2 separate regions of the Homo sapiens genome follow, and region 1 is linked to region 2. Evidence: chromatin contacts called from ENCODE Hi-C data. All regions are on one chromosome and are shown on one strand. The core of a region is the stretch at or near the end of the contact, and the rest is flanking DNA. Distances in the headings are between cores, read along the strand shown. Region 1 holds the start of JCAD (junctional cadherin 5 associated). Region 2 holds the start of SVIL (supervillin).

Region 1 (6,898 bases), core at 3,511-6,010, 420 kb before region 2:
TTCTTGCAGGTGGGGACTCTGCAGAGTCAACCTAAGGTGGTATAGGGCATCACATGGTGAGGGGCTGAGCATGCTCACATGCTAGCTCATGTCTCTCTTCTTCTTATAAAGCCACCAGTTCCCCGCCATGATAACCCATTAATCCATTAACCCATTAATCTATTAATCCATGAATAGATTAATCCATTCATGAGGGCAGAACCTTCAGGATCCAATGATCTCTTAAAGATCCCATCTCTTGGGCTGGGCGCAATGGTTTTCACCTGTAATCCCACCACTTTGGGAGGCTAAGGCAGGCAGATCGCAAGGTCAGGAGTTCGAGACCAGCCTGGCCAACATGGTGAAAACCCAACTCTACTAAAAATGCAAAAATTTTCTGGGTGCGATGGCACTTGCCTATAATCCCAGCTATTCAGGAAGCTGAGGCAGGAGAATTGCATGAACCCTGACGCGGAGGTTGCAGTAAGCCGAGATCACGACACTGCACTCCAGGCTGGGCAACAGAGCAAGACTCCATCTTGAAAAAAAAAAAGATCCCATCTCTCAACACTGCCACATTGGGGATTAAGTTTCAACATGAGTTTTGGAGGAAACAAATATTCAAACTATAGCAGATGGATATGCTAAACACCCTGATTTAACTATTACAGAATGTATACAAGCATCAAAACATCACACTGTACCCCATAAATATGTACAATTATTATGTGTCAGTGAAGACAACAAATTTTTTTTTTAAAAGAGCGTTAATCTTTTAAAAAATGAGAACTGGTAGTGTCTTTACAGACTAAGAAAAACAAAATCAATATCTAAATCAGCTAAAGGAAACCTTATAGTCTACAGAGAAGGGCCCTAAAGCAGGGAGGGAGGAGGGTTGCTCTAGGTCCTTGAACAGGCAGTAAGTTAGAGAAACAAGATCTTGGCTTTTATTTTTTTTCTTTCTTTAAGCAGGCGGTTAAACATTATTTTTCTGGTTACTGCACATCTGCCCAATGACTCAATAATCCAAGTTCCTTCCTGAGTCTGTGAAATCCCTTCTCCAGGACTCAAGAAAGGCGGGGACATTGGGCATCCAGGGCTGGATCCTGGCACATGCTCCCAGGGCTGTGCCAGACTTCTAACAGCTTCATGTTAAATGCTGTTTTCAATCATAGTTTATATTTTACATCACATAAGCGAGTTTTTTTTTTTTTCCTGTGTTTAAATCTCCCAAGATCAAGTAAGTGGAAGCAAGAGACCCAAATTGCAGGAAAATGGGAGTGGGTAGGGATAAGGGAATTAGGAGGTTAGGCTTGTTTCTCTCACGTCTTGCCCACCATCCCTTGTCCATGTACTGGTGACCGGTGTGGAAACTGGCCCAGTGGATTTTCCTCATTACCTTTTATCTTTATTATCTTCCTACATTTATGATTAATCACCTGCTCATACTCATGCATCTTTTCAACCTTACTCTCTGATATGGTTTGGCTCTGTGTCCCACCCAAATCTCACCTTGGGTTGTAATAGTCCTTACGTGTTGTGGGAGGGACCCAGTGGGAGGTAATTGAATCATGGACGCGGGTTTTTCCCATGCCGTTCTTGTGATAGTGAATAAGTCTCATGAGATCTGGTGGTTTGATAAAGAGTAGTTCTCCTGCACATGCCCTCTTGCCTGCTGCCACGTAAGGCGCGCCTTTGCTTCTCCTTTGCCTTCCACCGTGATTGTGATGCCTCCCCAGCCATGTGCAGCTGTGAGTCCATTAAACCTCTTTCCTTAATAAATTACCCAGTCTTGGGTATGTCTTTATTAGCAGCATGGGAATAGAATAATACACCCTCTTTCCTCTTTGTTAATTCTATTCCCAGATCTTTAGAAAAGCTTTCCACCTTTCTGCTTGCCCCTCTCCCCACATCCACAGCCTCACCACCATCTTCTCTCTCCATCTTTTCATTCTGCTTCTTTGTTTGAAATGGCCTTAGTCATGCCAGGAAAACATTAGAGCAGGGCTAGGGATACATCAGTACTGAGGAAAGACGGAAGCCAAACATTTTGAAATGAGGATGTTAGGATAAAGAGCCAGGGTCAAGAAACTACAAGCATCTTGAAATTGTGAAGTCATCTTCTCTAGAATCTCCAGTATTTCAATCCCATTACATTCCCCTAATTGAATCTGCCTTTGCCAGCCTTTCTGCTAAAATACAATTTCTTATTAAACTTGATTTGGTTTGGTTTAGCTTAGCTCCTAGCATTGAATCAGTGTTGTTTTCTGATTTACTGCAACCCTACTCTGTTGTTTTGCAACTCTACAGCCCTTAGGTACATTATAAAACTTCCATGGGGTTGACCTAGAAACCCAACAATATGACATTGTTCTGTGGGGAAACACATCCTAATCTCAATTCACTGACTGATAAATGTTCTAGCAGGAATACTTGGCTCCCTAGGTGTCTGCACCATGCTGGGCACATAGAGGTGCTCCACCCCAGGACAAAGTTATTTCATTGAGTTGGCAAATTGAGGAGAAACAGGAATTCTATAAGTCATTGAAGAAATCCATCATCGAATGATGCTTTTTTGACAAGAAGTAATATCACTGCTGTTAATAACTGTGACTCCCCAGAAAAAAAAAAAAAAGTCTGCATTTCCTTTTCTATCTTTTAAATTTTGTCGAATCCTATTTTCCCAGCCTTTGTGTCTCTCCCTAGCCACAATCCACTTGTCCTTCAAAGTCTTCCCTGGTGGTTCCAAGTCAAACAGCAGTAGCTGTACAAGTGTTAATGGTAGTAGCTACTATTTTCTTTTCTTTCTTTTTTTTTTTTTTCTTGAGACAGAGTCTCACTCTATTGCCCAGGCTGGAGTGCAGTGGCATGATCCTGGCTCACTGCAACCTCCACCTCCCGGGTTCATGTGATTCTCCTGCCTCAGCATCCCGAGTACCTGGGATTACAGGCACCTGCCACCACGCCCGGCTAATTCTGTATTTTTAGTAGAGATGGGGTTTCACCATCTTACCCAGGCTGGTCTCGAACTCCAGACCTCCGGTGATCCGCCTGCCTTGTCCTCCCAAAGTGCTGGGATTACAGGCATGAGTCACCATGCCCGGCCACCATTTTCTTGACTATTACATGTACCTGAACTAAGTGATAAGAAGGCATCATCTCATTGAATTCTCATGACTCTCCTATGAGATGCAAACCATCATTACCCCCACTTTGTTAGAGAGGAAAGTGAGGCTAACAGAAGTAAAGTACCACATCTAGAAAGTGGCAGAGAAGCCAAGCCCGGGACCTGAGCTACCTGGTTCTCGAGCCCCTAATCATGCTGCCTGCTCCTATCGCCACCATCTGGTTTCCTCCCACGCACTCCTGATAATGCACAATACAACATTCAATTACATTGTTCGTTCTTTTCCAGCAATAGTGTGTTTAGCTTTTATGCTGTGTTAGATTATACGTTGCTACTAACCATGAGGAACATATGATTCAAGAGAACAAAGAAACGACCTTGCTCTGGTGGTTCAGAGCGAGGGTCTTGGGCTAGATTCTGCAGCTTGCCATCTGTGCCCGTCCCTGAGCCCACTCCTCATCTGTAAAGTGGTGCCCATATCATCAAACTGTGATGAGGATTAAAAGAAATAATACATAGGAAGGGCTCAGATGTGGTAATAGAGCAAAAAAAGTTAGTTATTGGTGTTTCGACAGCAAATACAGTCCTAAAATCATGATGTGGCTAAGTAGTTTTCTGAAAACTAATTTGGCAAGGTCACCAGTCTGCTGTGCCATCCATGTTTTGTCTGGGTGGACTTAACTAACATTCCCTGTCTCTCCCCAATGCATCAGCAATATTTCACATTTTTTGTCTTCTGTCTGCCTTCCAAAATTATGAAAACGTTCGCCCTGAGCAGACCCAGGCAGCAGTCTAATCTTTCTGCCCCTTCCCGCTGTAAGAGAAATATGGAGTGGGTTTGGGGTTACCCAAATGACCCCAAATGTTCATTCTGGTCTGAACTCTCCCACTGACCTCCTCCTATCTCTCCTCCTACCCCTGCCCTGTAGGCAAATCCTGCTCCTGTCATCAGTTTCCTCCTCTGCCACAGGAGAGTATGGGCCAGCTGATCTGAAGGTGGCTTCCAGACTCCTTCAGACTTTTTTTTGAAAGAAGTAAATCCCAAGCTGTTGTCACCATCACTGTTTTCTGCTCTTCATAATATCGATGTGTTATGTGGGTGCGTTTGTGTGTGTGTGTGTGTGTGTGTATAGCCATACTGTGTTCCCATGTATGTATGTATATGTGTCAGTGTGTTTGGCTGCATCTGTGCGTGACTGTATATGGGTGTGTTTGTGTGCACCTGCGTGTGACTGTATTTGAGTGTGTGTGCACTTGTCTGTGACTGTGTGTGCACCTGTGTGTCCTGTATATGTGTTTGTGTGCGCCTGTTTCCTGTGAGTGTGTTTGTGTGCATCTGTGTGTGGGTGTATATGAGTGTGTTTGCATACATCTTTGTGTGTTTGTGTGATATGAATATGTTTGCTTTCTGTGTATCTGTGAGAGTGTGTGTGTCTTTGGACATTTCCACAGGGTTGACGTGGCCCAAACCCAAGTGACAAGAAAAGAGGGAATGGTGGTCAGCTCACTTGTGCCTTCTGCGCGACCCACGCAGGCGGACCCCAAAAGCCTAGGAAGCTCGTGGCCTGGATACCGCCCTCAGCGCAGAGGAGGCAGCCCCGGGCGGTGGGCGGGGCGGGCCCGGGCGGTGGGCGGGGCGGACGGCGGTTCTCCGGGCATGCTCGGCCTCGGCGGCTGCAGGCGGGGCGGGTCGCGCTGGTCCCCGGCCGGCCGGAGCGGCGGCGGTGGCGGCGCGAGGCGGCATGAGGGAGCCGCTCGGTAAGTCCCGGCGTCTAACCCTCCTGGCTCCCACCGTCCATTAGGGCCGCTCCCACGGCGCTTCGCGGGCCTCACCCGCAGCCTCCCGCACTCCCCCCAACTTCTCCAGCTGGGACGTCGCTCCGGTTCCAGCCACCCTGGCGGTGGGGGATGTCTGCACCCCCAGTCGCAGCCCCGCCTGGGCCCCCCGCGCGGTGCCTAGCCCGGCAGCCTCGGGGTGGAGGGCGCCTGCCAGCCCGGGAGGGGCGTCCCCTCCCCTCAGGTGCCCCGCTCGGAGCGCGGGGGTCCCGGGGCGGGCACCGCGGGCCGCGGCTGGCGTTAGCGCTCGCGTCGCCCCTCGGCGCGCGGAGGGCCTGGGGGGCCGGGGTCACTCACTCCCCTCTCGAAGTCGCCCTCCCCAGCCTGTGTCCACCAACCCCTCCCGCGCCCTCGCGCCCAGATCTCGCGGACCTCACCCCAGAGCTGACAGCCGCCGCGCTGGGTCCCCGAGGTCCCAGTTCCCACGCTGCCCCGGCCGTCTGGACTGCCCGGGACGGTGGGGGGCTCCCGCCGCGGCCCCGCTCCCGCTCCGGTCTCTGCGCGGTCTGCGCTGGGGATTAGGGCGCTAATCGCAGCTGCCTCCCAGCGAGTGCCCGGGGCCGCCCGGCTCCTGGCTGCGCGTGGGATGGGAGAAGGGCAGGAGCCCCGCCTAGGAGTGCTGTAAATCCCGTTAATTATCTCATTTATGGGATCTGGAACCCGCCCTCCTAGGGTCTCTGCGCTCAGATCTCCGCGGGCACCCTCTACTTCCCCCGTCTCCAGTCGGGGTCCGTTCACCCCCAAAATGCCAGGGTTTGCCTCGATGCCCTGGCCACAGTGGGGCCCAGCACTAGCTGCTAAAAAGCGCCCCTCTCGCTTCCGTCAAGAAGCAGAGCGCCTGGGATTCTTCTGGGCATTTGTAAAGAAGCTGTGATTTCACTACTGAAGAAGAAAATAAAAACGAGAACTTTAGGCCAGCGCTACCTGGGCATGCCCTGGTGTTTGGTCATCCACGCGCTTAAGGAGTAGAGAGGCCTTGGGGGAATTAGCTTGGGCACATCACCTCCCCACACCTACACCCACTCTCCCACCCCCGCACGCACTCCACCCGCCTCCCGTGTCCTCATTCCCTCCCCAAATCTAGTAGCTTGGTCTTAGTCTTGGGGAGAGGGGTGGGGCGGTGCAGACCACACAACTCCCAGGGTTTCCTGTCCTGACAGTTTAATGTGATGTTTCTCCCACAACTTGTTTTCCTTCTCCGGTCTTTTGTCTTTTCAGATTTACAAGGAATAGATAACCCAGAGATTGAGGGCTAGGGTTGCAAAATACAGGGATTTGGGGGAAGGGGCCTGATGGGTAGGATTCGGGCAGCCAGAAATGCTCTGGCAAAAAAAGGCAGTCTGCATGGTGTGAACTGAGGGTCATGGGCTGTACAGGTAAAACTTTGGGAATGTCAGTTCATTTTAGAATTTTAAGACCACCCGGCAAAGCAAGAATGCATACAGGCTTTTTTGGAAATCATATGCAGATTCTATTTCATTGGACTTGTGTTGGTTTTCGTGTGACATTGGGAGTTTGTTAAAGTGGTTTGGTTTTCCATAACGTCTGTGGATTGGGACTTAATTATTTACCTTGACATTAGGTGTCTAATTCTTAGTCACCAGCTTAACAAGCTTCCTGAAGTCTCTAAGTGTCACTGTGGGCATGCAGCATGTAAGAAACTGTTACTCCGCCTGGAGTGGGCGAGCAAATATTTGTTGAACAGAGGCCTTTAATCTGCTGGGCCTTCCTCCTGTAAAACTTCACCCTTTGCTGCAGAGACTGGAAGGTCAGGCCCTTGGCAGGCCCAGGAGAATTAGGGGATTTGGGTGGGTGGAGAAAGCCTGTTTCGGGGAAAAAAGAAGTTTGGCCTGAGTGTCCACATGCTCTGGATGACTTGACAAAGTCATCAGGGTTATCAAATAGCTCATCGAGTGGTCACAGATTCCAGAAGCCTGTGGTCTATTGTTCGGCAGC
Region 2 (6,532 bases), core at 3,583-6,082:
TTATATCATCTATTTATTTTCAAGAATAAAGAGTTCAGCTGGGTGTGGTGGCTCACGCCTGTAATCTCAGCACTTTGGGAGGCCAAGGCGGGCAGATCACGCGAGGTTAGAAGTTCGAGACCAGCTTGGCCAACATGGTGAAACCCTGTCTACTAAAAATACAAAAATTAGCCAGATGTGGTGGCATCTGCCTGTGATCCCAGCTACTTGGGAGGCTGAGGTAGGAGAATCGCTTGAACTTGGGAGGTGAAGGTTGCAGTGAGCCGAGATCGTGCATTACACTCCAGCCTAGGCAGCAAGAGTGAAACTCCATCTCAAAAAAAAAAAAAAAAAGGGCCAGGCGCAGTGGCTCATGCCTGTAATCTCATCACTTTGGGAGGCTGAGGTGAGCAGATCACGAAATCGAGAGATCGAGACCATCCTGGCCAACATGGTGAAACCCCGTCGTACTAAAAATACAAAACTTAGCTGAGTGTGCTAGCGCACACCTGTAGTCCCAGCTACTCCGGAGGCTGAGGCAGGAGAATCACTTGAACTCGGGAGGAGGAAATTGCAGTGAGCCAAGATCGCGCCACTGCACTCCAGCCTGGTGACAGAGTGAGATTCTGTCTCAAGAAAAAGAAAAACAAAAAAGAAAGGGGAAGAGTTCTAGAGAACAGATTTCAAAAACTTGTTTTCTATTATATTTATAGCAGTATTCACATTGGAAGACCAGTGCAGTGACACACTTTCGTTATCCCAGCTACTCAGGTGGCTGAGGCAGGAGGATCACATAAGCCCAAGAGTTCAAGACCAGCCTGAGCCAAATAGTGAGAACCTGTCTCTAAAAATGAAATATAATCAAAAATTGAGATGACCCGATCTCCTCCCTTTCCAAAAAGTTGTTTTCTTGCTATTTCTCCAGAGTTGGTCAGGTTTTAAAAATTAATAATCTGGGGCAGTAGATGAAATTTCTGAAAATTATGTGCAGGTTTCCTTTTTTATTTTTGGATGGGCCCTAGGTATTAGAGGTGCTCTTTTTAAGTATCTACACAGCCTGCTAAATAAACACATTCAATTGGAAAGCAATGCTTTCCATTTCTTATTCTGTATCAAATATTTTACTTTCGGATTAACTTTCATTCTTATAGGGAAAAATAAATATTTCCAGTTTGAAATTCGTAAGATGGCATTGATAATAAGTAAATCTCTATAGATTTATGTGAAGTACAGTTACAGTAAGTCACCCATTTACAAATGGATTATATTTGAAAGTTTCATTTGAAGTAGGTTTGTTTTTTGGGGTTGGGATGCTTTTTCCTTGGAAAAAATACTTAATTAAACTTTTTTTTTTTTTGAGACAGAGTTTCACCCTTGTCACCCAGGCTGGAGTGCAATGGCATGATCTCAGCTCACTGCAACCTCCGCCTCCCGGGTTCAAGCAATTCTCCTGCCTCAGCCTCCCGAGAAGCTGGGATTACAGGCACATGCCAGCCACCATGCCTGGCTAATTTTTGTATTTTTAGTAGAGACAGGGTTTCACCACGTTGGCTAGGATGTTCTCAATCTCCTGACCTCAGGTAATCCATCCGCCACAGCCTCCCAAAGTTCTGGGATTACAGGTGTGAGCCACCCCGCCCTGCTTAAACTTTTAATTTTGAGATAATTATAGATTCAGATGTAGTTGTAAGAAATAGTACAAAGTGATCATGAGGGCTTTTTACCCAGTTTCTCCAGTGATAACATCTTGCAAAGCTATACAATAGTATCACAACCAGGATATTGACACTGATGTGGTCAATCCAATAGAAGAGTTCCAGAACAGGGGTCTCTCATGTGGCCCTGTTAAACCACCTCATCCCCATCCCTAACCTCTAACAACTCCCATCTCTTCTCCATTTCTATAATGTTGTCATCTGGGAAATGCTATGTAAGTGTACTCGTATAGTATCTAACATTTTGGGATTGGCTTTCTGTCACTCAGCATAATTTAATTCCCTGGATTCTTATCCAGGTCGTGGAACGTACTAATAATTTGTTCCTTTTTATTGTTGAGTAGTATTCCATGGTATGGATGTACCACAATGAGGATTGGGTAGAAGCTCATTGCTTTTGCCTAGGGGTGTCTAATTGCTCTAGCACTGTTTGTTGAATGGCACAGAAATCAGTTTGGCATATTCATGTGGGCCTGTCTCTGGGTTCTCCAGTCTGTTCCACTGATCTATGTTATGTGTCTCTCTTTTTGCCAATGCTGTGTTGTCTTGATTACTGTAGTTATCCAGTAGGCCTTAATATGGGATAGATTCATTGCTCTAACTTTTTTCTTCTTTTGAGACGGAGTCTCACTCTGTGGCCCAGGCTGGAGTGCAGTGGCATGATCTTGGCTCACTGCAACCTCTGCCTCCCAGGATTGGGTTCAAGCGATGCTCCTGCCTTAGCCTCCCTAGTAACTGGGATTACAGGTGTGCACCACCACGCCTGGCTAATTTTTCTGTATTTTTGATAGAGACAGTGTTTCACCATGTTCATTAGGCTGGTCTCGAACTCCTGACCTCAGGTGATCCACCCGCCTCGGCCTACCAAAGTGCTGGGATTACAGGCATGAGCCACCACGCCCAGACTAACTTTTTTCTTCTTTTTCAAGATGGTTTTTAGCTATTCTAGGGCCTGTACCTTTACTATAAATTTTAGAATATCTGCCAAAAATCACTGTGAGGCCAGGCAGGGTGGCTCACACCTGTAATCCTAGCACTTAAGAAGGCCGAAGTGGGAGGACAGCTGGAGCCCAGGAGTTCAAGACAAGCCTGGCCAACCTAATGAGACTCCATCTCTACAAAAACTAAGAAATTAAAAAATTAGCCCAGTGTGGTGGTGCACATCTGTAGCCCCAGATATTCAGGAGGCTGAGGCAGGAGGACTGCCTCCTGGGGAGGTTGAGGCTGCAGTGAGCCATGATTGCACACCTCTACTCCAGCCTGGACAACAGAGCAAGACCATGTCTCAAAAAAACAAAACAAAACAAAACAAAACAAAAAAACCTTGCAAGATTTTGATAGGAATTTTGTTAATCTGTAGATCAGTTTGGGGACAATTGACATCTTTTGTGTGTTGATTTTTCTTCCAATTCATGATTATCATCATTGGAAAGAAGTGAGTATGATGAGTCTTCTAAGCCAGGCAGATAGCAAAAAAATTAGGAAAGTAAATGGATTGCACAGGAAGAATTAACTGGGATTTAAATAATCAAAGACAGAAAGGATATATAAAAGAAGTGACGAAGGAGATTTACCCTATTAGACTCCAGTGTATTAATCTAGGACAGTTTGGTTGCTATGGGGAAGCAGTGTGCAAAAACTTAAGAGGCACACAAAAGACTGATGTTTATTTTGTGGGAGTGAATCTTTTTTTAGGAAGGAAATAGCACTATTGTGGTAACAGTGATTCATTTTCTCCTCCTATCTTCTCTTTACAGAGAAGACCCAAATAGTGAACTGTTTCATGTAAGTTTTTATTTATTTTTGCCCTACTTTTCTCTAGGGAGGGGCTTACCACAGCTTATAAAAATACGTAAAACAAGATCAAATAAACTTTAAAATGAGGAAAAAGCCAATATGGTCCAAGGGAAAAGAAGATCAGGGTCAGGACTGAGATTAGGATGCAAAAGCCATGCTATGAAATTTTGTTTGTTTGTTATCTTGAGATGGGTAAAAAAAAAAAAAAACAGTTGACTGGGACAAATACCCCTAGCACAAAACAGTCATGAAGCCAATGTTTAATTATTATACCTGTCATCTTTTCACCTGGCCTCAGGACTGTCCTCTTAGGGAGAGGCATTGTTCTGTAGGGTTAATTAGTAACAGGAATTTAGATCCTGCTTTGAGAGGCCTCCTGTGCTGGCCGAAGCAGCTGGTGGTCTGAGAACCCTGACACCCAGAGGCATACCACTGGGAGGCCCCGCGCAGCACACAGCTTTTGCTGTACTCCAGCCCAAGTCTTATGGGGTTTGTGGTTTATACTGAAGTTGGTGCAGACAATTAAGACTCTCTGTTCTTGGTACCGACAGGGACAGAGACCTACAATTGTAAGTATTTTGTAAACAGGGTTGTGATATTTGTTTGAGTGTATTCAACATGTCAGTGGCCTTTTAATGTTTAAAAAAATGCATATGGCCATTTAAGAAGTGGTTGTGCTTCATAGTTAATATTTTTTTCATTAGGTTAGGTTCATCTGGTTTTTCAGTGAGGTGAGCTACCTGAGAGCCATAGGAAGATAGATCTTGCCAGTTCAGAGGACTGACTTTGGCTTTAAGAGAAAATATTTGTGTCATTTTCGAGAAAGTACTTCCAGCACAATGCTTTCTTCTGATGATTCATTTTCTACAGTTATTGGAAGTGGGAAGAAATCCACAGAGGTTACAGAATTTGTAAACTTGTAGAGACATGTGCCATTATATCATGCTGTTTCATAGATGTGTATGTCTGTTAGTTACTTTTCGGGCATTCATTGTATATATGTCTGTTACTTACTTTTGGGGTGTTCAGTGTCTGAGCTTTGTCAACGATTGTGTGCTCTTTTTTTAGCCTAAAAAAACTAAGTTAGAGAAATGTTTGCTCATCCAAATCTGTATTGTTGTAGCTTATTCAGTAGACTGCTGTTGTATTTTTAATTTCTCTATACAACAAGCTGAAAGACAGTGTGGACAACCTAATTGCATTTGAAGTAGCTGCTGGCCAGGCCTGCTGCAACAGCTGATGGGCTCCTCTGAATTTCCAGGGCTATTTCTGGTAGATGAGCTGGTATCAAGGCTCTCGAGTTCAGGCCATAAAAGGCCCGTCCCATGTGAAGTTGCTTCACTGCTCTGACTGCGTCCTCCCCAGGCTGAAGTGTCCTCAGGTTTCATGTGGATTTGCCCAGTAATGGATGGCTCCACCGAGGCCAGGTTGGGGAAGTTCAGCCTCGAGGACACTAGGGGACGAAAAACTTCAAAAAGAAGACTCTTTTTATTAATATTTTGGCGTTCTTTTTGGAGAGGAACTTTTGGGATGTAGCCTTTACCTGTTTCCTGAATTTGACATCCAAAAAGCCTTTTGGAAAACACCATTCTAAATTTATCCTGTTCTGAATCATCATCGCTTCTGATAGATGCAGTTGCTTGCTGACATCGTGATCTTTGATTTTGTACAACGCTATTTGGGCTAACTTTTGGGATTTTACTTTGTGCTTAGAATTTGAAAGTAGTATTCATTGGAAAGAGACTCCAAGAAAATACTCGAAGACATCAAAAGCTGGATTCGAGGGTATAACGTGTTTTGTTTTGTTTTTTAAATTAGAAAAATAAGGAATTGCAGTGTGATTTTCTTTCCCCCTTTAACTTAGAGGAACGAGGATTATACAGAAATTTGAAGTAAGTGAAAAATCTTCCTATAAATCTAAATGCAGTAGGTTTTTTTTTGTTGTTTTTGTTTTTGCTTTTTTTTAAGTGCCATCTGTCTGAGCATGTTTCCTGAGGATTTGTTGACTTCAGTCATTGGAAAATTCCTGCCAGCGTTTGCCAGTTACTGCAGCCATTCCTGTAGATACCCTTGGGCATATTTCTTGGGTTGAGAAGGATTGGACTTTTTTTTTTTTTTAAAGGATTTACTTTATGGTAGAGAAAGGTTTAATACTAAAAATTTGATTAATATAACTTAGTACATTCTGTCTAAATGTTAGCACTTAAAGTCTTGGAATTAAAGTATATTCACAATGCAACGTACTTTAATAATCGTAGCACAAGTATGGGGGTGGAGTTCAGAAGGGCAAGTTTTATTTCACTGCCATTATAATTCATGTAAAAATAGAAAATCACCAGTGATCCTTTTGCATAATCTTTGTTCTGAGGGTTCTTTGCCTTGGTACTCTCATTCTTCAGGGCTTGATTTCTAGAACTTGCGATGTTCCAGAATTTATGAGAAAAACCTCACTGTAGGTTCTAGAGTTTGAACTGCATTTTATTTTTAAATTCTCCAAGAAAAAATACTGCATCAGCCTTTTAAAGCCCTGGAGATTGCTATGGTCTCTTTGTAATTTAGCTCAGTGATTTGTTTCTGCTGAAAAACAGCAGTGAACTCTAGAACATAGAAGGCTTATTTGACGTGTTGCTTCTTTGAAAAAAAAAAAAGATTATTTCTTTATACCACATCAGATGGACAAGTACGGGCAGTCATTATTTTTACCAGGTAGGAAAACAGAGTATTTATAGAGAAGAACTTCATCGGTGAATACTGCGAGGGTTCTTCACCGGAGATAGTGTGGCAACCCTAGGGGGCGTTTGAAAATGCATGGGGGTGTTTCAGGTTTTCTCAATGACTCACTGGCATTTGGGAGGATGTGGTTAAGAATTGTAAATGCCCAATTTACATGGTGTAGGGGACAGTCCCATACAGCATTACCCTGGCCAAACTGCTGGTGGTATCCCCTGTTGAGTAAAACTGCAGGATATAAATTGTACCCTCTGTCTCCAAAGAAGAGCAGCCCAGTGCCAGGCAGATGTGTGCTGTCTCTTCTCACCAAA

The links. Hi-C counts contacts between places; a loop is a spot of excess contacts on that map.
Region 1: a map of Caco-2 shows a loop between it and region 2 (2.6-fold over the local background). The contact joins the promoter of JCAD here to the promoter of SVIL in region 2. A Hi-C loop is called at or near these places in 1 of 168 maps with a recorded cell type or tissue (Caco-2).

Annotation. Positions count from the first base shown.
Region 1 is chr10:30,057,448-30,064,345 of GRCh38, reverse strand. JCAD (junctional cadherin 5 associated) reads left to right here and starts at 4,760. Exons shown (of 4, transcript NM_020848.4): 1 at 4,760-4,864. LOC101929256 (a long non-coding RNA gene) reads right to left here and starts at 5,508. Exons shown (of 4, transcript XR_001747405.2): 1 at 5,320-5,508. RefSeq lists silencers at 912-1,206, 4,648-4,817.
Region 2 is chr10:29,633,271-29,639,802 of GRCh38, reverse strand. It overlaps SVIL (supervillin), which reads left to right and starts at 4,832. Exons shown (of 38, transcript NM_021738.3): 1 at 4,832-5,383. RefSeq lists an enhancer at 280-781 and a silencer at 4,729-5,023.